5 separate regions of the Homo sapiens genome follow, and all the other regions are linked to region 1. Evidence: chromatin loops called from intact Hi-C (ENCODE). Cell type or tissue: PC-9. All regions are shown on one strand. Region 1 overlaps VTI1A (vesicle transport through interaction with t-SNAREs 1A). Region 2 overlaps TCF7L2 (transcription factor 7 like 2). Region 3 overlaps VTI1A (vesicle transport through interaction with t-SNAREs 1A). Region 4 overlaps LINC02935 (long intergenic non-protein coding RNA 2935). Region 5 overlaps TCF7L2 (transcription factor 7 like 2).

Region 1 (5,000 bases):
TTTAAAAGGCGAGACAAGCCTCATTTTTTGCAGTGTTTCCTGTTAAAGTAAAATACTCCAAGGAAACACATGTCAGCAATGTACTTACCTGCACAAAAATACCTGGGGAAAAGTAAAACAGAGACTAAGGAAGAAAAGGATGGGATTAAGAAACAAGTGTCAAATGTGCAGCTTAGGCTGTGAAACCATCATCTGTCAGTGTGGCTCACGCTCCGTTACGCTAGGAGGAAACGTTACATTTGCTCCATAGCAAAAAAGATGGAAATGAGAAATATACAATGTACTCAAGGTGCCTGTTGTGCGTCTGTTGCTGGGCCTTTACCTCCAGGGATTCTACCTCCCTGGGTTCTGGCTGGGCTGCACGCTGATGGGGAACCAGCAACTTAGAAGGGGGACCAGAGTGGAGACACACGCTCCCAGATGCCTGCAGAGAGCTTCTGATGAGGTTGTTTCATAATTTGTTACCTCATTCGGAGAAAAGAGGTCGAACATCAGAATGCTTTGTTGAGAGTTTCAAAGGGAACCTAGGTCAAACAGCCGTGCCCACGCTCGCTCTCACAGAGCTGCACGGAAATAGAGACATGAGCTGGCTGGCAGTCTAGCCAGCTATCTGTCCAGCTTAAAACCCCACGGCAAACCCCATCCAACCCTCCTCCAAATACCAAGCAGCAAAAGGCCTGCTGCCCTACTCCAGTCACCAAACACTGGACATGGGTCTTCCATGGGGAGGAGCTGGGGAGATGAAGCTGGGCTCCCCACGGAACAGAGACCCCACACCCCTACTTTGTATCTTCACACACAAAAAAATCTTTGCAGGGTATTTTCTACTTCCTAGATGAGTTTATTTCCTGGAAGGATGACATCAGGTTGTAGTTTTAGTCAGATTCCTCCTCACCCATCCCCTTCTTCTCCAAACCTAAACGGTTGAATGGAAACTGTCTTATCAGACCAACCCACTCCCTCGTGGCCCCCTAAAAGGACGAGCTCTCTCTCCTCCTGACAGGTAACAAAATGATCACATTTGCTGACACGTCTTCCGCAAAACTGCCTTAGTGCCTCTGTCCACTCTCCTCGCAGGAGATGAATGGTCCACTTGGTCCTCATTTATCACTCAAGGCTTGGCTAAGATCTGTCTCGTTTAGTTCTTCCCTTCCCCACTAGAAAGTCTGCACTCCGACATTAATTCTTCTGTGATGACAGCTAATTCAGACTTAACAGGCCACACTTACTCAAGAGGCAGGAAGATTCTCTGTCCCCCAAATAAATAAATAAAAACAGGACTTCATGGCTTATGATAGTGAGGCTAATTATCAACACTGATCGGTGCTACTTGGTGGCTCTGTTTAAAACCCAAATTGATTTTTTCCCCCTTTTCTCTGGGAGGGACAGGAGCCTTCAGAATGGTCCCTACACATCCCATTTGCCCAAGTCACTGTCAAAATCTCTATTTACCACAGTCACCCGCATCAGACTTGCAAAGGAAATCAGCAAAATTGAAACTCAGCAGTGAAACAGATTAAAAGCATGAAAACTCTTTAAAATTCTGCCTTAAGTAATCTACAGTAGTGTGTCTCTTGTACAGCTTGGTTGACAACCATTTTATTTGTGGGTTGAGGGCCCCAAGGCATCCATGATGCTAATTTAGAAAGGATTAACTGTGGGTGTTACTTGTTCAATCTGAGGCATGGTAAGAAATATGAATACACAGGAATCCTTAAATCCTCAGCTCTTCCCTAACCTTCCTAATTGGGCTTCACCCCCTCCTTGGTGCACCCACAGGGCCTGGTGGCTTCCCCTCCACCGCCCGCTCTGTTGCTTCCAAGGGCCCAACCTGTGTGGACTGGGACCATGTGGAATTCACCTCTACCACCCCAGCACATGGCACAGTCGCGTTGCACACAGGTACTCAAAAGAGAACTGCCCAAAGAGTGATCGTGAAAGAATGCAGTCTCTGGTAACTGTAATCTTCCATTCAAAGGAGAATGGAGAAGTCTGTGCAATTAATTTGCAGGAAAATCTCAGGAAGTCTGCATGGAAAAGGTTAAAGTTCAAAGTTGAAGCAAGCCCCGTCAAAGATGAAACTTCCTACCATCACGCCTTCTCAGCACTACTTGGTCTTCCCCCTGAAGCTAGAAGGAACTCCTTTGTGCTGGGTGGGGGCGGGGTGTCAGCAGGAAAGGGCATTTGCTTTCAAACCAAATGCTGGCAGACATTTGGGAGGAAGAGTAGAAGGGGATGGGGAAAGAGTTGGAATAGAGAGAGCTCTAAGCAAGCTTGACTGGCTGGGCCATCCACCCCAACCTTGGACCTCAAAGGAGTTGTGCAAATGTGATACCCCTCAGGACCAGAAAAGTGAACTGTCAGGGCATCTGGGTGGATAGGACTGAGCCAGTTTGGAAGGGGGAAATACAGGCTGGCATTGGTGGGCCCCATCTGTGAGGAAGCTTAGTTGCAATCGCAGCCAGGGGCTGCCGGCCTGTATTGCTGTAGGCAAAGCAGAAAGGAATGCAGAGCTCGGAGACAATCAGAAAAACCAGCTAGGCCAAGGGGTTCCCAGCTAGTGAGATGGCAGCGAAGGAACTTGGGGAGAAGCCCAAAGTAACTTCCTCCTAACTTTGGGCAAGGGGAGGGCTTTATGTTGAACTAGGTCTGCAGCAAGCCGTCTTAATCTCCCTTTTGAAAATGCAAAGTGTGTTTACCCAGTAAATAATTTAAGAAAGAATATACACTTGAAAGAAGACATCCATTGAAACAGCCAGGCTAAATTGCCTCCAGGCAAAAACTTGTGCATTTGCATGCTGCATTCTATTAAGTGAGCACACTGTGGCTTTAAAAGAATGCAGAGCCAAAATAAAAGGAATGTGGGCCCGAAACATCAAGGATTCTCCAAGTTTACATTATGAATCACAGTGCTGTTGATACAAGATGAATTAACCATTTACTTTGAGGCTGAACTCACAAAGTACTATTGAAAGTACTGATCCCCATGTGGAACTCAGGGAGCGGTTAATCTTTCCATTGCCAGTCTCCTCCCAGCCTGGAAACGAGCTCCTGCGTGTGGCAGCCGGAATCACAGAAGGCTGGTTCCAGTGCAGGGGACAGGCGCGGCACTGCACCTGGCACAGTTCTCTGCTCTTGCTCGAGGAGCCCAGGAATTCCACTGGAACAGGCATTACGAGTGTTCTCCAATAGCCAGTTCTCCTCTACTTCCAGGCATGGACTGCACTCTTTTTTTTTTTTTTTTTTTTTTTTTTTTTGAGACGGAGTCTCGCTCTGTCGCCCAGGCTGGAGTGCAGTGGCGCAATCTCGGCTCACTGCAAGCTCCGCCTCCCGGGCTCACGCCATTCTCCCGCCTCAGCCTCCCGAGTAGCTGGGACTACAGGCGCCCGCCACCACGCCCGGCTAATTTTTTTTGTATTTTTAGTAGAGACGGGGTTTCACCGTGGTCTCTATCTCCTGACCTCGTGATCCGCCCGCCTCGGCCTCCCAAAGTGCTGGGATTACAGGCGTGAGCCACCGCGCCCGGTCTGCACTCACCTTAATGTTAGGCTTGGTCATGGAACTAGCTTTGGCTAAAGAAATGAGAGCAAAAGTTCTGAGTGTCACTGCCAGCTGGAGGCATCTAACTTCCAGTGTTTGTCTCTCTAGCGGGCTCTTCCTGCGGTTTTGATTTGGGGAGGGAGGGGCTGTATTGTTCCAGAGAGTACAAGTTATAGGATGGTGGTAACATCTTCTGCCTGGATCCTGCAGTCATTATGTAAAGGGCCACTGTCCTGGAGATGCACCTGGACTCCCAGTGGACTTGCGTTAAGCCATTGAGGACTGGGGGTTGTCACTGCCGAATACCATAAGCTCTTTTACCCTGAGTGATAACGCTACCGTCCGCCTCTCAGACAAGACGAGGCATCTGGCCAAGCCAAGAGAGGCTCTGGTTTCATGTATTTCAGAAGCTAAGGTATGATGAAGACTGATAAGATTTTTTTTTTCTTGAAGAACAGGTTTTTGCCTCTTGGTTTTCAAAAGCTGGGAACCTCTTCTGACCTCTTGGTCACAACACTTTTCACTGAAGAATCAGGAGCTTCTTCCAGCCAATGCTCCTGTGTATTGATGACTGATGATATCATGCGTGAGGCCTCACCAGGCCTAGCCAGGCATCCGCTTCCTGTGTACAGCAGATCTACAGTGGCTGCGTTCGTTTCCCTATTCCAAACAGCTGATGCTACCCCAGCTCCAGGGGTACAGCTGTGACTGAGGCTGAGATGGTCAGTACATTCCATGCCCCTGGCCATGGTAACTGGACCAGGAGCAGGCTTGTGACTTAAGTCCATCCAACAGAGTGGATCTCAGCAACTTTGCTTGAAATGCGGGGTCACCTGGACAGTTTGGTGTGTGGATGTCAGGCTGGATCCACTGCAGGCCTTTTGATTCATTGAGGGAAGCCAACCTAAGAAAGAAGCTGACCCACAGTGGGCAGAGAAATAGAACCCCAGTCCTGAAGACAGAGAACTTTAATTTTTAACTTTTTTTTTTTTTTTTTTTGAGATGGAGTCATTCTCTGTCTCCAGGCTGGAGTGCAGTGGTGCGATCTCAGCTCACTACAACCTCCCCCTCCCAGGTTCAAGTGATTCTCGTGCCTCAGCCTCCCAAGTACTTGGGATTACAGGCACCTGCCACCATGTCCAGCTAATTTTTGTATTTTTAGTAGAGATGGGGTTTCACCGTGTTGGCCAACCTGGTTCCAAACTTCTGACCTCAGGTGATCTGCCCATCTTGGCCTCCCAAAGTGCTGGGATTACAAGTGTGAGCCACCATGCCAGGCCGACAGTGAACATTTTTTTTTTTTTAAATCAAACCACCCTTTCTTTGGACTTTAACTTATATGAGAAAATAAACTGACTTTATTTTCCAAAGTCAGTTTGAATTGGGTTTTCTGTTATTTATGACCAAAAAGCATTTTTAGGTTGAGTCACCCTGATTCCAAAACCAGGTCCTTGATCTAC
Region 2 (5,000 bases), 270 kb before region 1:
GTGCTCCTCATTTTCACAGAAGTTACGTGTGGCACTGGATCACGAGGGCCTTCACTGGGAGCCAGGCATCCTGGAGTCATGCGAGCACCACCCTCCACCCTCTCCTTGTAAACAGGCGTTTTTATGGCTATGATATCCCTATCAGCGGTCAGCACACCCAGACATCATGGCACCCAAAATGACAGTGACCCAACAAGAATTCAGGGATCGCAGTGGATGGGCCCTGCCCTAGAGAGAGGTAAACTTTGGGTGGGCGGCTTCATTTTAGAGCTAGCTCATCTCATACCGTGATTCTGCTCCGAGACCTACCTCAATACACCAGGGCTCCCCAACTTTTTGTAAGGAGTGGCTCCTTTTCATGTCCCTGAAGACTTGAGTGCTGACAGTGAAGTCTGAGGGGGGGTAGAAGTGCTGACAGTCATGTCCCTGAGTGCAGCAAGGGAGGGGGCTCTGCTGCCAGGAAGAAAGGGGAACAGAGTAAGGCTCGGGAGCGAGGGGGACACGTCACCAAGGCACACACAGCCCCCAGCCTTCCTTTCTGCCCTAACCCACATTTCTATAGAAGCTCCATGATAGAGGGATTACAGTTCCCAGCACAAATCAGAACTCTCCTATTTCCCTGCCATCCAGCTCAGGGTCCCTTCTAGGAACATCTGAAATGCAACCTCCTCCAGGCAGCCTTCCTGTTGTGTATTCCCACCCCTACCCACCATTCTCCTAATGGGCATGGCCTCCCCTTCCTCTGAGCCTCTCAAGAACCAGTTAGCTAGCATTTTCTCTCTCAACTTACCTTACTGAATCTATTAGTTATGTGAAATTGCTGATATTTCTGTCCTACAAAAATACAATTACATATGGTTCCACTTAATACTTCAGCTGTTTGGGGAGCTGATCTTTTTTTTTTTTTTCTAAGAGATGGGGTCTTGCTATGTTGCCCGGACTGGACTTAAACTCCTGGGCTCAAGCAATCCTCCTGTCTCAGCCTCCCAAACAGTTAGGACTACAGGTGCACGCCACCACACTCAGCTAATCTTTTTATTTTTATTTTATTTTTTTGTGGAGGCAGAATCTTGCTATGTTGCTCAGGCTGGTCTTGAACTCCTGGGCTCAGGCAATCCTCCTATCTCGGCCTCCCAAAGTGTTGAGATCTCAGGCAAGCGGCACCATGTCTGGCTGATCTGTCTTCACTCATACCTTAACACCTTTTCCTCTGCCAGGCGACAGTCTTTTGAGAAAAGCAACTATACTACCAATTCTGGACCCCTTGAAAGATCCAGCAGCACACACCTTGGGTGCTCAAGAAATATGCGTTAATTTGAATTTCAAACCCTATCACAATAGCTGCTACAGTTTACTGACGGCCTACTCTGTCTGGGGCCCTGGACAGGAGTGTGCCTCTTACTCCATTAATCCTCACCCCTACCTTATGAGGTAGGTAGTATCATGCCCATTTCACAGAGGAGGAAACTGACTCAGAGACTGTAAGGAGCATGCCCAAGGTCACACTGCTAGTAAATGGCAGAGGGGGAATATAGCTCAGGTCCCAGTCAACTCATGCAGGTGCCTGCTGTAGAGACCCATTGGCCTGTCTATGGCTCTATAAACAGGCTCTATAAACAAGAGAATTTAGGGCTGTAAAAAACAACTTGGGGTCCAAGAAGGGCGATTTCACAACCAAGAAATAATATTCTACGTTTCTTTTTAAAAAAAAAGAAATAGCTATGCCCTTTATGTTCATTGTAAAAAGTTTTATATGAAGAAAAACTCCATGAACGATTTTTTCATGTAATTTGTTCAGGATTAAGAATAAGAGATTGAGGATAACACCAACATCTTGTATGTTTTTACGTTCACTATCACAGTAGACATAGTGGGTATGCAAGACTCTGGAAAATAGGAAATTGACAAAAATAAAGGAAAAAGTTATACAACAGCAGCCACATCTTTAGAGCAGTGTACATGGTTACCATAGTATATGGTATTCCCATGGGCCTCAAGTTTATCCAGATGGATTAAAACCATCCACAGGCAAAGTGAGCTCTCAAAATGAGAGGGGGCCATTGCTGCCCCATAACTGGAGCTACTCCAGGGCCCACGCTGGCTGCAGCTGACCTTGTGTCTGGATTTTGAGAGCCACCAACCAGAAGCTGAGAGATCTGCCCCCAGGAAGGGAAGCCGAGCACCAGAGGAAGTACTCCGTTCTCCACCCCTGGAGGTCTAAGGTCTCCGTCTGGCAAGCAGAGCCTCCCACTCTGCATTTCTTCACAGAGCTGATTTGTAAACAGGAGCGTGAGTCATTCGGCAAGCATGAGTCCATTTGAAAGATCAGCCCAATTTTACAGCTAAGGCTATCCTATTCAGTCCAGCCACAGCAATGACTCACCTTACTGCCTTCCACCAAAGGTGACTTGGTTAGCCCTCCAATTGTTTCTAGAAGGAACCCAGCAACATGAGGGTTTAATCCTTGTCTGCTGGCTTTATTTTCTAACACAATGCTGAGAGCAAAGAGGCAGAGTTACCAAAGTGCCTCAGAGAATGCGTTGGGAAAGAAATGTATCCATGGTTGCCACAGACCACATGGTCTCCTTTATCTTCCACGGGCATTTCCTCATGGCCTTTACTCTTAGAGGAAATTGTACATTATGGAAATGTTAAACACACACACAACCTCTCTGTACAGATCTAGATATTCTTCCATGCCTGGGAACCTCAGAGCCAAATTTATAGTTCACGTCCAACAGCGCATCAGGGGCTACTGGCTTTGAACTTGTAGAATTAACCTTACCCCTAACCTTATTCCCCACCTTATGTTACTGGGCTACACTTATTGCCCTTTTTTTTTTCTTGTGTGTGTGTGGCCTGTAGGAGGTTTATTACCCCCTCAAGACCACACTTTCCCACCACCCCCTGCTTTCCTCTTTAATGTTCTTAATTATTCATTTCCAATCCTCTTACAGAATACAAAGTCTTAATAAATGACTTCCAATTTTAGGGGGGTAGGAGATGTCTTACAAAAAGTTCAAATGTATATACAACTACAGAATCTTTTTATATCATGAGAAAATAACTATAGTTTTTTTTTTTTTTTCCTTTTGAGTCTTTCTTAAAAAACAAACAAATAAAAAACTCTTCAACAAATCCTAAAGACCAGGAAATAAACATCTGCTGAGTTTTCTGCTCAGTGTCCATTCATGATTTTTCTGGTAACAATACTGCCAGTTACTTAGGGGGCAACCCCCTGACTCTAGAGCCATGTAGCTTAGTGGAGTGAACCCCACCCCCAGCTTCAGAAGTGGGAAAGTTTACACAGTCCAAGCTCACTCAGACACTGCAAGCCCTTCCCATAGATGCAGGTTCAGAATCAAGGTCACAGACTTGTAGGGAAAGATAAGATCTCTCTGGACTTGAATAAGCCTCTGTGCAGTAAAACCAACTGGGAGGCAAGCAGAGCCCAGAACTGGAAGGAGATGGTTCTAATACATGGGCCCCTGGATGCAACCATGCCTGATGCCTGATCATTCTGGACTTTTCAGTTATGGATCAATACATTCATTTTGCTCAGGCCAGTTTGAATTGGGTTTGAGGAGAGAGGAATTTAGACTCAAGCAGTCCTCACCTCAGCCAGATTGGCCTCCATAGTTGTCCATCCACGAATCAAGGGAGGATGTGGGAAAAATTGAAGGTGTTACAGGATAAAAGTAAATGAAGGCCTCGTGAGTTTCATGCTCCTGACATGACGAGTGGGCAAAGTACTGAAGTAGGGATTTGGTGCTTCTTGAAAGAATGAAGCAGGTGGCCAGTCTCTGCAGAAAGAAGACAAGGACCTTCAGCCACCACCCACCTGCTGGAATTGCCCCAAGGGCCCTCCTTCACCTCTAGTGTCCCTGTCACCGCCACTGGCAGCACTGAGCTATTTCATGTCATTTCATGGTCTCCATAATGCACCAGATCCAGAAAGTAGAGACCACAGATGCTGAACAGCACTAAAATCTGCCTCCTGGCTTTCTCCAGAAACACTGCCTATTTGTGACAGAGGACCTCAAGAGGTGTGTTTCTCCTGCGGAAAGTGAAGTTATGAGGCTGGATCAAGTCAAGAGAGAAGGTAGACTGACAGGGCTGCTGGGTTTGACTCTCACTGGTGGCTCAGCCCCTGATGTCAATGTGTGCTAACCAGATCTGAACACAGCCACGTGGATCAAGAATCAAGGTATGCCACCCATAAAGTCGTAGTAATATTTGTGTATTCCATTATCTTGCTTCTTTATGAGCTTACTGCCCCACTCCACAACTAGCTGGGTAATATTCAAACGCTAATGCAATCGAATAGCACCTAGTAAGCCAGAAAATACTAATTGCTCTGCCAGGAAACATTTAAAAATGAACAAGTATAGAAAGAGGTAAAAAGCATTTGAAAAACAAAACCCCTAAAAATACAAAGGCCTCCAGAGATGAGAATTTTGTATGAAATAATGTCACTCAGGGCTGGGTGTGGTGGCTTACACCTATAATCCCAGCACTGTCAGAGGCCAAGGCTGGAGGACTGCTTGAGCTCAAGAGTTCAAGACTAGACTGGGCAACATAGCAAGACCTCGTCTCTACTAAAAATTAAAAAAAAAAAAAAAATAGCCAGATGTGGTGGTGCAGGCCTGTAGCTACTCAGAAGGCCAAGGTGAAAGGTTTGGTTAAGCCTGGAAGATCAAGGCTGCAGTGAGCCATGATTGTGCCCCCGCACTCCAGCCTGGGTGACAGAGGGAAACCTGAATAAAAAAAAAGAAAGGTGTCAATCAGAGTAACATTGGCCAACACCTGTTGGCTGTTAGAAGAATCTCAACCAACCTCACAGGCAAGAAGAAAAAGGCAACAGCTTTACTCCTCTTTGCCTCAGAAAACTCTGGTGGTGATTAATTTTATGTGTCAGGGTTTTTTGTTTTTTTTTTTTGGGGGGGGGTGGCTTGAGACAGAGTCTCACTTTGTCACCCAGGCTGGAGTGCAGGGGTGCA
Region 3 (5,000 bases), 70 kb after region 1:
CATGTGCGTGTAGTCCCAGCTACTTGGGAGGCTGAGGTGGGAAGATCGCTTGAGCCTGAGAGGCCAAGGCTACAGTGAGCCATGGTTGTGCCAGCCTGGGCGACAGACTCTGTCTCAAAAAAAAAAAAAAAAAAAGGAAGAAGAAGAAAATGTAAGCATGTAAGCATATGCCATATGTTCCATATCACTTCCGGCAGAATCTGGGGGTAGAACACCATAACCAATCACTGATATTTCTGCAAGGAAATATTTTTAAATTTCTAGCCAGAACTTTTATCAGGTTTATCTGTATGGTTGTGGCAAGAGAGTGGACGCTGAATTGGAGGGGGTTGAGAATTAAGGCAGGGAAGCTAATTCTGAGGCTAAGCTAATAGCTTATACAAGAGGAGATGTGAGCTTGATTTAGTTTTTTTCTGTAATGTGCAAGGGACATTTGTCTCCCTGCTATGAGGCTGACCCACATAAAATTGACATTTCCGTAAGTAGAAAACAAGTGAATACTGGCAATTTCTTATGGTTCAAATATCTGGAATATTAAAAACACAAACCGACAAAGAAAAAGTCCATTCTTCCTCCCTGAGTATATCATCCCTGTTTCCTTTCACAGGGAGGGTCCCAGTATTTGATGTGGATTTCTTCAAGGTGCTGCAGACTTGGTCTTATAAGGAAACTTGAGGTTGAACAGGGGCTTCACTGTATTTGTAAAATATTAACTCTAAAGCTTATACCAGGAAGAAAGGTGTTCATTATATTATGTCCTATATTTTTTATTTCTAAAATATTTGATTGAAAATGTATATAACCGAAATAATTTTTTTCTTTTTAAGAGTGTTCTCTCTGGAGAGGCAAAAAGGAGACACAGCAGAAACTTCTCTTGACTATTCCACTGGGGTGGGAGGTTCCTGAAACTTGGGTTTGCCATGTGGAGTTTAAATCCAAACCTCAGGAGACTCCAACCTTCCAAAGGCAGAGAGGGTTGGGCATGAAATATCTCCCCCCTGGCTCATGAATATGTCTAAAGGGCGCTGGCCAGCTGGGGCGGAAGTGAAATGAGTGGAGGATGTTGTTCATAGTTAATGGTTACTGGATATTGACGACTTGCAAGGAGAAACCACACTGCAGGAGGGACTAGCCCGGTCCTTACCAAGTACACAGCCAGCCCCAGCCACAAAGTGGAAGGCAATCCTTTTGTTACGAGTACCTCCAGATGATGGAGTGAAATAATGAAATAAATAAAAAGATTACTGCATGAGTCATCTCTGGAAAGTAGTAAACATTGTAAGCCTGACGAGTTTCATCTTTTGTAAGAGTTAACATGAATGAAGACGATTTATAATGGGTCTGCTCATTGTTGCAGGGGAGCATTCACAGACTTTGATGGGATGGTACGTTTAACCTCTGAGTCCTAATAATGTTCTATTTTCCAGACGAACTCAAGGCTTGTCATATTCTAGACCTGGAAAGCGTAAATGGTATTATCTTTGTATATACAAATAAAAATCAATTCATTTTCCAAATGTTTAATTCATTCAGGAAGACACACACACACACACACACACACACACACACACACACACACACGAGAATAGGTCCCAGCTAAATCAACAACATTAGCAAATCTCCTCTTGCTTATCAAATCAGGATATATCAGGTTCAATAAAGGTGCCTGGCTTATAAATCTACAAATAAATAGTTATTTTCCTTAAGAGCATTTTGATTTATTATCTCAAACTGTATTTCCTGTTCATTTATCATAGCTTTTTGTAACTCTCCCCTTAAATGGAAGGAAGTAGTACATCTGTAAAACAAAATATCTCAATAAACCATATTCTCTGAAGTATAAATGGACATTTTCTTCTTGTGAAAATGATCATAGAACAGAGATGCCAACTAGAAATCTTTTCTCTGTCATATTTTTAAAGAAATACCAACCAAAGGCTGCATTTTCCTACAAACTTGACATCCTGAAAGGAGATCTGTATAAAGCATTAGAATTAAGCAAACCATTTAGCAGCCTCCACTCCTGGACTCTTTCGAGACATTTGTGGAACACATCTTCTCAAATCTAATAATCTGCTTCACAATACTAGAGGGAAGAAAAATAGTTTTGGGTTTCTTATGCCCTAGGGATACAACCACATCTCAAAGCTGAGTTTCAGGCTCAAAACTCTTATTTCCTAGCAACTCTGATAATCTGACCTGGCTAGGAAGGCTAGGATGCTGGGGTTCTGTATCAAGCTGTTTACTTAACACATGTCACATCTAAAATAAGGATTGCTTTAGTTGAAAAAGCAATTCATTTATAAGTGTGCATTTATAAGGGCAAAAGTCAAGGCAACTGTGCAAACCACTTGTCAACTTATTTAGAGGAAATTGTGTAATCAACTTAACGTGCCAGTTAGCCTTTACCTGCCAGGTCAAGCTCAGAGTGCCTGTCAGTCACCACATTAGCCTATTAATCACTCTGCAGGAAATTCCACATTTTTCTTTAGATCAAACTACAGAAAGTAAAGTGGGAACGGAATCTAGAGAGGATTTCCTATTCGTTTCTTTGTTTCCTTTGACTTGCCTGATGTTTCATGATTTATTTATTTTTTTTACTTGCTTGCTACAGAATTTAAAATAGGTTCAAAATGATATATCTCAATATGCATTGCTAAAGGGACTTTTATTGCACAAAGGTAAATCTAGGTATTTGATGGCTGGGTGCCAACTGACTGCTGCAGATTCCAACCAGAGATAGAAAGCATTGACACTGTTGAACAAGTAACAGATCTTTCATTCCAGGAAAGAAAAAAAAGATATAAGCTATTAAATTGAAAAGCATTTCCCCCTTTTTTCTACGCTGGTAAAAAAGTTCAGATATGTTGATTTTTGAAGATATCCTAATTTTAAGTATAATTTTTAAAAACTCACCTTCAAATACCTTAAAAATTTTTTTATCTGAAAATATCTTCATTCATCTTCATTTGTAAACAGTTTTATTGAGGTATGATTCACATACCATGCAATTCACCCATTTAAAGGGTAAAATTTAAGAATTTTTAGTGTGTTCACTGAGTTGTACAATCATCATCAATATCAATTTTAGAAGACTTTCATCACTGCAAAAGAAACCCCAATATCCGTTAACAGTCACTCTTTTGTTTTTTAGTTTTTGAGACAGGCTGGAGTAAAGTAGTGTGATCCTGGCTCACTGCAAACCTCTGCCTCCTGGGCTCAAGTGATACTCCTGCCTCAGCCTCCTGAGTAGCTGGGATTACAGGCGCGTGCCACCATGCTCAGATAATTTTTCTATTTTTAGTAGGACGGGGTTCCACCATGTTGGCCAGGCTGGTCTTGAACTCCTGACCTCAAGTGATCTGACTGCCTCAGCTTCCCAAAGTGCTGGGACTACAGGCGTGAGCCACCGTGCCTGGCCCATTAATAGTCACTCTTAATTTCCCCTCTCCAGTGCTCTGTGACCACTAATAATCTACTTTTTGTCTCTATAGATTAGTTATTCCAGACATTCCATACAATGGATTCATAGACTATGTGGTCTCTTGTATCTGGCTTCTTTTACTGAGCATGTTTTCAGGTTTATCCATGTTGGATTAGTACTTCATTCCTGTTCATGGCTGAATAATAGACCACATTTTATTTATACACTCATCAGTTGCTGGACATTTGGGTTGCTTCTACTTTTTGACTATTATAAATAATGCTGTTATAAATATTCATGTATAAGTTTTTGTGTGGACATAGGTTTTCATGGGTCTTGGATACAGATACCTAGTAATGGAAATGCTGGATCATAGGGTAAACTCCATGTTTACCATTTTAAGTGATTGCCAAACTGTTTTCCAAAGTGGTGACCCCATTTTACATTCTCACCAGCAGCACATGAGCATTCCAATTTCTCCATATCCTTGTCAGCACTTGTTACTGTCTGTTTTATTTTAGCCATTCTAGTAGGTGGGAAGTAGTATCTCACTGTGGTTCAAATATCTTTTAAAGAAAATGTTCAAGGATGGGCATCGTGGCACACGCCTGTAATCCCAGCACTTTGGGAGGCCAAAGCAGGCAGATCACTTGAGGTCAGGAGTTCGAGACCACCCTGGCCAAGATGGTGAAACCCCTGTCTCTACTACAAAAATTAGCCATGTGTTGTGGGACGTGCCTGTGGTCCCAGCTACTCAGGAGGCTGAGGCAGGAGACTTGCTTGAACCTGGGAGGCGGAGGTTGCAGTGTGCCGAGATTGCACCACTGCACTCCAGCCTGGATGACAGCGCAAGACTCTGTCTCAAAAAGAAAGAAAGAAAGAAAGAAAGTGTTCACAGGGGGAATTCTGCATTGTTTTCCCATGGCCAGTATTTGTGAACACCAACTAATCAATGCTTACAGTATCCTGTACAGTACAAAGAATGGAAGAGAGTGCAGGAAACACAGATCAAGTCTACAAGATGATGGCTCGGAGGCTTGCAATGGTTGAGGTCTTATCTTTAATCTACAATGTTCTGAATTTCTAAACGTTTAAAAACAAAATGACGAAACCATTCACAAAGGGCATTCAAAGCTGCAAATTTTTGTGTTATTGTTTGGCATTTTCTTTGCATGATTTACTTTTAGAGAACAAACCCAGTCTTAATTGCAATGCATAATTTAAAAAAAATGATTAATTTTGCTTCTGAAGAGCCAATTGTAGCTACTGTTCTATTTGAGTAGCTGCCATGCTTATGTTTCCACTTTCTGGGGGCCTTGGCCCCAGCAACAAGAAAGATAATCCTCCTTTGTGGACATTCCCACAGTTAACTCCACACACATCTGGATGGCAGTTCAATAGTCCACTGTTATTCAAACAATCTGTAATCACACATACTATGTGTCAACCAACAAGCCAGGGTGTATGGCTTTTCAGTATTCCGTAGCATGCAGCACGCACAATTTACAAATAAAATAAAAATCTACAGCAGAGACAAGGGCACATTCTTTGCAGAGTAACTGAGTGAAAAGAATGT
Region 4 (5,000 bases), 100 kb before region 1:
CTGAAGAGATCTCAGGTGATTAAGTATCAACAGCTGTATACAGGACTACTTAATGCATTACTCAATCTCTGTCAATTGAAAATGCCAATGAATGCATCTTGTGAAGGAGACAACCTCCTTTCTTAGACTGAAGCTCAGATGGGTAAGGTAAGGCGAATAATGGAAGGTTCTTATATATCAACTACATTTAGGACAAAGTCTTTCCATCTCTTTTGAGGACTCATGTCTGGGGCCTGAGAGATTAGAATATTAGCAGAGATCTGTCACAAAATGCATCAAGCTGGCTTGTTCTACAGCCAGTTTTTTTTTTTTTTTTTCATGAAACAGGCAAAAAACAAACAAACAAACAAAACAACAAAAAACTCTGCAGGCAAGCCGTCACAGATAGTGGACATTGCTTTGGTTGGAGAAAGCTCTGACTTAAGCACTTTCCTAGATGTAGAATAACATAATGCGCTTTGGGGAACACATTAAGCCTCTCCTGTTCCTTGGTAGCTGCTCTAGATTTGCATTATGCAATTCTGGATTGATATGTTAAGGACTTAATGACCCCTGTCTCCTTTGCAACATCTGAACTGCCTTATTTATGCTTACGGCTAGATGGCTCATTGTGTATGGAAACACCCTCCTCTCTTTGAATAAAAGTAAAAACAGCCAAATTAAGGAGGCTGGTTAACATTTTTCCAGGAATAATGTCAGCTGGGAATCCTAAACTGTAGATTCTTCATATATAAAATGACTATAATGATAGAACTGTGTATTTTTAGTTTACAAAGTATTTTCATACCCATTTTTTTTCATTTGGTCTTTAAGGAAATGTTGGGGGAAGGATAACTCCCCTTATCAGTGCCATTTATGGAGAAGGCAACTAAAGTTCAAAATGGGTAAAGGGGGTGCCGGGCATGGTGGCTCATGCCTGTAATCCCAGCACTTTGGGAGGCCAAGGGGAAAGGATCACATGAGCCCAAGAGTTTGAGACCAGCCTGGACAACAGACCCCGCTCTCTACAAAAAATAATACAATTAGCTGGGTGTGGGTGTGTACCTGTAATCCCAGCTACTTGGGAGGCTGAGGCAGGAGAATCACTTGAGCCCAGGAGTTTGAGGCTACAGTGAGCTGTGATCATGTCACTGTACTCCAGCCTGGGCAACAGAGTGAGACCCCATCTCAAAAAAAAAAAAAAAAGAATTAGCAAAGGAACAGAAAGCAGAAATGGGTGACTCCAAGTCTCATGCTCTTAATTTACTCTTTTTTTAAAAAAAAATCTAAGCGCAGACATAAAATTCCATTGTGGCAAAATAAGTGTAGTAAAAATACATTATCACCCTCTTTTTATTTATTTACTTTTTTTTTTTTTTTTTTTTTTTGGAGACAGGGTCTCACTCTGTTGCCCAGGCTGGAGTTCAGTGGCATGATCATGCCTCACTGTAGCCTCTAACTCCTGGGCTCAAGGTATCCTCCCACCACTGCCTCCCAATTAGCTGGGACCACAGGCATGCACCACCATGCCCGGCTAATTTTCTTCTTCTTCTTCTTCTTCTTCTTTTTTTTTGAGAGATGGTGTTTTGCTTTGTTGCCCAGGCTGGTTTCGAACTCCTGGGCTCAAGTAATCCTCCTGCCTCAGCCTCACGAAGTGCTGGAATTACAGGCATGAGCCATAGTGCCCACCCTCATTTTTTACCTTCTCATAAGGTGGTCATGACTATAAAAATCACCTGGGAGCCTTGGCCCTCACCCCCAGAAACACAGAAAGGTTGGAAGAGTGCCCAGGAACCTGCAGGTTGGTTTAATAAGCTCTGGCTGGTGATTCTCTGGGAAGTTCCTTGGGTAATATTCGGAAAGAGTTATATACCAGGCTTTTTCTTTGCTGACATGATTCAGGACAAACCAAGAATATTTAGTCTCCTCTTATCCTATCTCTAAAACAACCACCTCTGAAGACCAAATCTTGCTTATTCCTGAGATTTTTTTTTCCAGCAATTCATAGATAGTGACTGTCTTGAAGCTCTAGGCAAATTCAAACGTCAACTCTGTTGTGTTGTCTTACAGTGAGCGAGTGACTAAGAGACAAACAGCTTGAACACTCTCCATTCGGGGAACATTTACAAACATACTCAAGAATTCCACCCTGAACAACTGAAATTTCAGACTGTGGGTTGAAATATTGAGACTTTTCACGAGCAAATGTCTGTCTGAATTTTTCTTTACTAGTTATGCTGGAAATTCTATGGCCAGATGTCTATTTTCAGCAAGCAATCATGAACTCTAGAAAGCTTAAGCTGTGTGTGATATGAGTTACTAATTTACTAGATCAATTACCAAAGGGTTACAGTGGTCAGTCAAGAGAAATATGACAGCTAAATTCCACTCTGACTCCAGCCAGACATTTTTACAGGCCTCATTTCTAAGAGCCTGAGAAATTCTGCAGTTCCACTTTCACTGATTCATAAGTCCCTTCTCAATTACCCAGGGAGGGTGGTTACTGACCATCAGCATGCCCTTCCAACTCTGTTTAATAGTTACTTTAAATCATGGTTACTGTGCTTTTAGTTGTGGTTTTAATGTACTTAAAATGGCAGCTCTATGAATGAAAATAGATCCTTGCCTTTGCAGGGTACAGCGGCACTTCCCAACCGTGGCTAAGACCAGAATCACCTACGGGGCTAAGATCAGAATCACCTACGGAGCTCACATGTTAGAGACCCACCCCAGACCTAGTGACTCAGAACCTCCCGCGACGGAGCATGGGTGTGTTTGTTTATTTGTCCTTACTTTTTTTTTTTTTTAAAGAGCTTCCTGGGAGTCCCCACCCCACTAGCCCTCCCCCACCCTCACCCTTAGGAACCACTGATATATTTTTTTGCTTTTCATGGTAATAAGATCTACCATATGTGAAGGTCTCTCATGTGCTGGGGGCTTTGCCTGTAACACACCTAATTCTTCTAACAACTCTGTAGGTTAGGAATTATTACCTTGCACATATTACAAATGAGGCAACCTCCACCCAGAAAAATTTAAGCAAAATTGTCCTGAGCTACTAAATCCAAATCTCTGCTCTTTCTACATGAAAATCCATCATTATGTGAGAGGCTCAGGGAATCAGCAAGATGAATTAGTTTGCTTAGGAAAGTAGTAGATACATCATTGGATATTTTTCAGAAAAAAAGTCCTTCTCTCCTGCCCTCTGCTTTTTCTTTTCTTTTCTTTTCTTTTCTTTTTTCTTTCTTTGAGAGACGGAGTCTTGCCCTATAGCCCAGGCTGGAGTGCAGTGGTACGATCTTGGCCCACTGCAACCTCCACCTGTCTGGTTCAAGCGATTCTCGTGCCTCAGCCTCCCAAGTAGCTGGGATTATAGGCATGCACCACTATGCCTCGCTATTTTTTGTATTTTTAGTAGAGACGGGGTTTCACCATACTGGGCAGGGTGGTCTCAAACTCCTGACCTCAAGTGATCCACCACCTCAGCCTCCCAAAGTGCTGGAATTACAGGCGTGAGCCACTGCGCCCTGCCTCCTCCCTGCTTTTTCTTATCCCTTGGGTCTTAGATAGCATTTCTTTAGGGGTACTTTTTCTGAGTCCCTAACTCTGGCCAGCTGTCCCTTCTCTGTGTGCCCAGTCCACTCTGTACTGGACTTAACACATATTGTAATGTTTGTCTACTTCTTTGTCTATTCTCCCAGAGGGCAGATATTCAGACTCACCACCAAAGCCCTCACTAGTCATCTAGTTGAGTACCTGCCTCATTTAAATGCTCAATAAATATGTGTTGAATGAATGGATGAGTAGACGGATGGACAGATGAACAGATAGGTGAAAGGATGGACGGATAATTGATTGTGGGCTGAATTAACTGGCAAGGGAGAAAAACGAGGACATGACTAAGAACATTTTGTAATTCTTGGAATAGGAGAATCACACACAAACAGACTTTAGACTCCTCTTAGTCAAAGGGGTGAAGATTCAGGGCAAATGTAATTTTGCGCATAAATATACAGGAAACCTGTCATAACCCCAGGGGAATATTTAGGTTACAAACGAATGAATGATTTAACTCATCTATTGTTATTCAATAGTCATAACAATGCCACCTTGGTTTTATACAAATCTTTTTCCCCCAAAGGGGTTAAGTCACTCAGCAAAGGACAGAGTTTGTGACTTCCCATTTCAAAGAACGTTCTCAACTATCTGGTTATTCCAACTGTCTGAAAAGAAAGAAGGAGGAAGGAAGGGAGAATAAAGACCATCTGTATGGCGAAGTCGGAAGCTCCCTCACCCTATTGCTCCACAGTGGTTCATATAAAGAGAAAAGGTTTTGAAATAATGGCAGGTCTTCAAGAGTAACAAAGGGCACCTTAGGAAATAACGTGAAAACAATAATAGTGCAATGCGGCAAAGACAGTGGCATAAATACAGAGGAAGGGAACATAAAGAGGTCTGGATATTAGAGAAGGAAGCTCCTTGGAGTTACTGCCCTAGGACTTGGGTAGTCCTTGTAAAAGGGAGAGCCTCATATTATGGGCAGGTGTTCAAGAGCAATAAAAGGCAGATTAAGAAAGTTCCAGCCCAGCGCAATGGCTCACGCCTGTAATCCTAACACTTTGGGAGTGTGAGGCGGGTGGATCACTTTAGCCCAGGAGTTCAAGACCAGCCTGGGCAACATGATGAAACCCCATCTTTACCAAAAATAGAAAAAATTAGCCAGGTGTGGTGGTGTGCGCCTATAGACCCAGCTACTGGGGGGACTGAGGCAGGAGGATCGTTTGAGCCTGGGAAGCAGAGGTTGCAGTGAGCCAAGATCATGCTACTGCACTCCAGCCTGGGCAACAGACCAAGACCCTGTCTTGAAAACAAAAAAAAATCCCAAGCACACTGTGTGCCTACACACACACACCCGCCACACACCCACACCTACACACACCCACATCCACACACACACACATTCACACACACCCACACACACCCACATTCACACACACACACCCACACACACCCACATCCAC
Region 5 (5,000 bases), 310 kb before region 1:
AGTAGGCTCAAAATGCTCAAAGTTGTCGCTCATATTGCCTAGAATTATCTTGTTAATCCTTCCCCCTGTACACACATCCCTAAAAAAATCTTAAAAATAAAAAACAAAAAAGTCCACTAATAATCTAGAGTTCAGCTGGTTGCAGATTTAATTTTTTAAAAAAAATTTTAAAAACTCCTTCTACTTTCTAATCTTTGCCACTACAGAATCCGTGAAGGAAGGGGGAAGGTCCATGTTCCCCAGCCAGCTCAGGGCACCTCAGCAAAGTCCCCTCCCTCACCCGTTACCTTGGGCAGCAGGGACAGAGCTGCCGCTAAGAGTAGCAAAGAAATTACGGTCAGCCATGAGGGAAAATGATCAACCGAGTGCAGGAGGCAGGCACTTTATCTGCAAGATTGTCAAATCCCTCAAAACAAATTTCTTAGGGAGAGGGCTGCGATGGGAGAGGGGAGGGAGGAGGAAAGGATATTTTCTTGTCACAGTGACACGGAAGTGACACTTTGCAGGGCCTTGCCTGCCCTGTATACACCCTCTCTTCCTTCCAGAGTAACAGAATGTGCCTGAAAGATTTTCAACTGACCTCCCTGGAAGCAGAAGAAACGAAGCTTCCTGGGCTCGCTAGTATTCCAATAGTCAGAATGCTAACTCGCTTTTTTGACTGTTGAGTTTTGTGAGCTTTCCCCAGGAACACAGAGAGAGAAAGAAAGAGAGAGAGAGAGAAGGAAGGGAAACGGCAGAGGGATGCAAAGGCTAGAGCTGAATTCCACAAACCCGACTTACTTTTCCTGGGGCTCTTATGGGATCCAGGGCCGGGTACATTTGTGTGGTTTTAACTTAACTTGAGTTGAGACACTCAGACATCACAGGCCAGAAATCGTCCTCTTTTACATGAAGGAGGGGAGTGTGGGAGGGTGGCTGCTCATGGAGGGATTACAGACAGAAAAAGTTGCAGGGGACAAAACTCATCCAGAACGCTTTTCCGGTCTTTTCCCACCCCAAGTGTTAAGCCATTTCACCCTCTTCAAAAGCAAACACACAACTCCGATTTGCATGCAGGTAAGAAAACACCCCTGCTGCCACATGGGATCCTGGACTTGTGTGGCTTGAAGCAAGACCAGTGGCAAAGATTTGGTTTCTTCTGGCGGCAGGACACCTAAGGTAGAGATGTTTTTAATTTACTGAACTGATTGCCCATCTGTTTATCTCCAAGCCCACAAGACTGTTTTCACGATGTAGGTCTTTAAACAATCTGTTAAGACACGGGACAAGTTAATCACCCTCGCCGCTCCCCACCAAAAAAATCAACAAAAACAAGGGCTGGGCAGGCTTAAAAATAACAAAAAAGTGGGAATTCTTCATTTCTTCTTTTCTTCTTTTTTAAAATACTGCTCCGTGGCCTCTCTTTCTGGACTTATCTGGCCTTCCTGTGTAAGTGTCAGGCAGCAATCTTTAAGGCCCTTAATACCAAAACAAAACCCTGCCATTCCCTTTACATGGTGGTAACAAAAGCAATGAGCCTCCACTTTGACAAGTAAAAAGCCCCAACCACACAGCCCCCTAATTGCCTTCTCTCCCTCTATTCACGCGGACCACCACACTCCTGGCAGCTGCTTTTGTCACACACGCAATTTCTTAAGTAAACTGCAAGTTCTCTGCCGCTGATGGACAGCTCCCAATCATTCAGCAACAATAACTTATAAAGTGCGGCAAACAGGATGGGCAACTTTGACTAAGAATTTATTTTCTAGCTTTCTCAAAAGACCGAAAAATGGAAAAAAAAAAAAAAAAAAAAAGGACGCAGCAACATAAGCTAACTCATGCTAGACAGACCCCCTCTTCCTTAAAAAGTAAAGGGAAATTTCTTGAATTTCTTCAAACTAAAAACTGCTCCTCAGAAACTCTTTCCGGATATTTGCCATCCCATCGCACTACTCTAAATTCATCCCCAGGGTGCCCCCAGTTTGTCAGAAGTACACCACGCTTAGAACATTCCCACAAAAAAATCAAAAGGTGATCAAGTGCTGCAAAGTTCTGTAGGGTTTAAAAAAAAAGACAGCAACAACAAAAAAACACTTCCCCAAAACAAAACAAAACAACAACAACAAAACAAAAACGAAAGCTTCCTTTCCTTTCAGCATGAAATTACAATCATGTGCAGGAGGAATGAAGTAAGGAGGTGGGAGGAACTGCTCATTTACATTCCACGGTCCGCATCTGCAGCATCAGCAAACTTTTGTTTTGTTTTAAATAAAGAGGTTCAAGAAGGGAGGAAGGGGAAATGGGTCTTGGAGGAATGGATGGACGAAAAGTAGCAAAATGCTGATTCTTTACGAAAATATTTGGGGATGGGGAGGAGGGGAGCGAGGAGGGTGGAGCATTGGTGTCTTTAACTTGGTGGACAGAAAAAAAAAAAAAACCCGAAACCCCTCCGTATTCACGTCCAAGTTAATAATAATAAAAAAGCATGTTTTTATAGTCACAAGCTGAAATTCGGGGTGGGGGGAGGTATAGTCAATTTCTCTTTTTCGTTTTTTTTGTTTTGTTTTGTTTTGTTTTAAAGAGAGGCTAAAAAAAATAAATCTACTGCATCCACCCCGGCAGCTTACCAGTCAAGGTACATCAACCTGAAAGTTACCGCAAAGTGACAGCGAACATGGCAAAGGCTGAGAGCATGCATGCGGACTGGACAGCCGTGGACGCAGCAGGGCAGGCGCGCGGGATGCAGCGGGCCGGCCACCGCGCACCCCTGCCCGCCCGCCCGCCGCCGGCCGCGCTTACCATCTAGAGAGGGTTGCGGCGCTGTCCTTCCCGCTGCCGGCTCGCGGGCATGCTGCCTGCGCCCAGATGCTGCCCAGGGCCCGCGCCGGCCGCGGGCTCCACTGGAGGGCAGCACCCGCCCTGCAGCCCGCGCCGCCGCCGCGCACCCGCGGCACAGGGGAGCAGCACACACCAGCAGCGCCGCCAGACAAGATGCTCACGCACAGTTCCATTCACAGAATTATCTCGCTTGATAGGGAAGAGCACAATAACTGGGATCTCCCCCGATTCCACAACAACCCACCCCCCCACAAAAGGGAGGGGGCGTTTAAAAAAAAAAGGCAGGGCTTTCTTACTCTTCTTTTTTTCCCCCAAACCCCGGCATTCAATCAAAAGAACAAAGCCTGATATTTTGTTTGCCGACTTAGCAAACATAAAGGCAATTTCAATAGTCCAAAGAACTTCACCTAAGTTGGTGAAAGTAATGCTTTGCAGTTCTCCAGTGAAATTACGCTTTAATAGCTATCTGATGCCATTCAGAGAAGGCAGGGGAGGAAACTCGCTGAATTTAGATAAACTTGGAGGGACCACTTCACTCCAAAGTTTTCTGCCAACTGAAAGTACTCTCAAAATTCTTGGCAACATCCAGAGCTTAATTATCTTGCTGAATTCTTTTTTTTGGAGGTGGGGGGATACAAAAACCAATATAGATCATTAAAAACACCCATATGTAAAAGAATTCAGAACAATTTACTGTATAACATTTTTCATGACTAACTTAAAAAAAAAACAAAACCTACCGAAACTTGTGGATGTGTTCCTTTAAAGCAAATGGTCCTAACACATATTAAACCACCGCTGCGCGTCTTCTAAGCATAGTAGGAAAAAATGACTATTGATCTTCAAATAGCGATAATTGAAAAGATCAAAAAGATTAAACAAAATCAAGAATGTGCTGACTTACCATGCTATGCTTTTTTGTTGCAACTTTGTAGAAATTTCACTCAAAGAAACTGCATCAGAGGTGTCAAATTTTTTAGCGGACTGTGATCGTATTATTTCCGCAGCCCTGCCTTCCAATGCTTCAGAACTTTTTTCCCTTTCTCTTTTTTGTTTGTGGTACCTAGCTTTTTGCTATAGACTTTAAAAGCCTTCAGCTCAGCAAACCAGCACAAATTATCTTGCCACCTTGCGCAGCTCTGATGCTTTGGCCGGTAACTTTGGAAGGCCCTTTACTACTGCATCAAAATTAGCATTGTCAAAGCAGTTAATGAATATTAATATTGTATTTGTCATTGGAGCCGGCCCGTTGCTGAACTCCGAGTCATCCATCAGGGACAAGATTAAGAACACAATTATTTCTGACTGACAGGGACCAAATCTGCTAGAATTTTTTTTTAAACAATTCGGGGGGAAAAAACCCACAATATCATCATCTTAAGGTGTCTCCCAAGAGACTGGGAACCAGATTAATACGCTTTTAATGAAGTAGAGATCATTATGTATGAAGGGGAAAAAAAAGAAAAGAGGTACTATTCAAGCTATTTAGTTATGGTGGTGGCTAGAAATTAAAAAAAAATGCAGACGGCATATCTTTTTCGACAGCTGTCCAGATTTTATTCATACTGTTCTAAAGAAAAAGACGACTTTTTTTTTTTTCTGAAATCTTTTCTTTTTAAAAAAAGAACAGAGAACGAGCGATTCGTCCCATCTGGGATAATTTTCCATGTCTTCACTTTTACTGTAGCGGCTCAGGAAAGACAGCACAGTAAATAATTCCTATACAAATTTGACAAGAAACACCTTCATCAGCTCAGCTCTTTCCACCCTTATTCCCCAGATTCCAAGCACTGTCTCTCTCACTTTATTCAGGATGAACCATTACATTTACAGAAACTCTTAAGTTTCCTTTAACGATGACATCTTTCTGTCATAAACACACAGGAAACAACACAACTCAACGAAAGCCTCTGATACATGCAGCAGATCCCAAATCGCCATTCGGAAAGAGTGCCCGCTAGACTCCTTCGGAGCCAAGATGGTCTCATTTAGGGTGCCGCAAAGTTGAAATGGAAGTTTTATCAGAAATTAAACTAACAGAAGCTTAACGAACTGCGCAATCAGCCCAGTAGCAGAAAACGTTTTACGAGATCATTAAAACACAGAACTTTCTCTACAACATAGGCAGAAGACTAATTAAAAGGAATTAAGCTTAAAAATTTGCAGCTTACCTGGCATAACCA

What was found. A loop is a pair of places that touch in the nucleus more often than their neighbours do. Peaks named below come from ENCODE experiments on the same cell type or tissue, not always from the same donor. Only the 100,000 strongest peaks of a DNase experiment are listed, where the experiment ranks them.
Region 2: it touches region 1 in a loop (19-fold over the local background); 2 of 110 quality-filtered maps call a loop at or near these places.
Region 3: a loop joins it to region 1, with 7 times the contacts of the local background. A loop is called at or near these places in 2 of 110 quality-filtered maps.
Region 4: a loop joins it to region 1, with 2.3 times the contacts of the local background. A loop is called at or near these places in 3 of 110 quality-filtered maps.
Region 5: it touches region 1 in a loop (5-fold over the local background); 6 of 110 quality-filtered maps call a loop at or near these places.

Annotation. Positions count from the first base shown.
Region 1 is chr10:112,809,941-112,814,940 of GRCh38, reverse strand. All of the region lies in intron 7 of VTI1A (vesicle transport through interaction with t-SNAREs 1A), which reads right to left. Among named protein-coding and RNA genes, the nearest start is that of LINC02935, 79 kb to the left of the region's middle. RefSeq lists enhancers at 1,991-2,690, 2,691-3,389, 3,390-4,090. In PC-9, no CTCF peak of the experiment used is centred here; DNase peaks (open chromatin) are centred at 2,880 and 3,990; H3K4me3 peaks cover 1,572 bases; H3K27ac peaks cover 3,624 bases.
Region 2 is chr10:113,084,850-113,089,849 of GRCh38, reverse strand. All of the region lies in intron 5 of TCF7L2 (transcription factor 7 like 2), which reads right to left. Among named protein-coding and RNA genes, the nearest start is that of SNORA87, 42 kb to the right of the region's middle. RefSeq lists an enhancer at 2,611-3,163. In PC-9, no CTCF peak of the experiment used is centred here; a DNase peak (open chromatin) is centred at 2,379; H3K27ac peaks cover 3,696 bases.
Region 3 is chr10:112,739,595-112,744,594 of GRCh38, reverse strand. The region is part of intron 7 of VTI1A (vesicle transport through interaction with t-SNAREs 1A); the gene reads right to left. Among named protein-coding and RNA genes, the nearest start is that of MIR4295, 110 kb to the right of the region's middle. In PC-9, no CTCF peak of the experiment used is centred here; DNase peaks (open chromatin) are centred at 1,164 and 2,534; H3K27ac peaks cover 3,365 bases.
Region 4 is chr10:112,913,413-112,918,412 of GRCh38, reverse strand. All of the region lies in intron 2 of LINC02935 (long intergenic non-protein coding RNA 2935), which reads right to left. Among named protein-coding and RNA genes, the nearest start is that of LINC02935, 25 kb to the right of the region's middle. RefSeq lists a silencer at 2,606-2,806 and an enhancer at 4,852-5,000. In PC-9, no CTCF peak of the experiment used is centred here; a DNase peak (open chromatin) is centred at 2,672; H3K4me3 peaks cover 690 bases; H3K27ac peaks cover 1,699 bases.
Region 5 is chr10:113,124,660-113,129,659 of GRCh38, reverse strand. The region is part of intron 5 of TCF7L2 (transcription factor 7 like 2); the gene reads right to left. Among named protein-coding and RNA genes, the nearest start is that of SNORA87, 82 kb to the right of the region's middle. RefSeq lists a silencer at 2,868-2,987. In PC-9, CTCF peaks have their summits at 2,694 and 2,893 (motif pointing right); no DNase peak of the experiment used is centred here; H3K4me3 peaks cover 853 bases.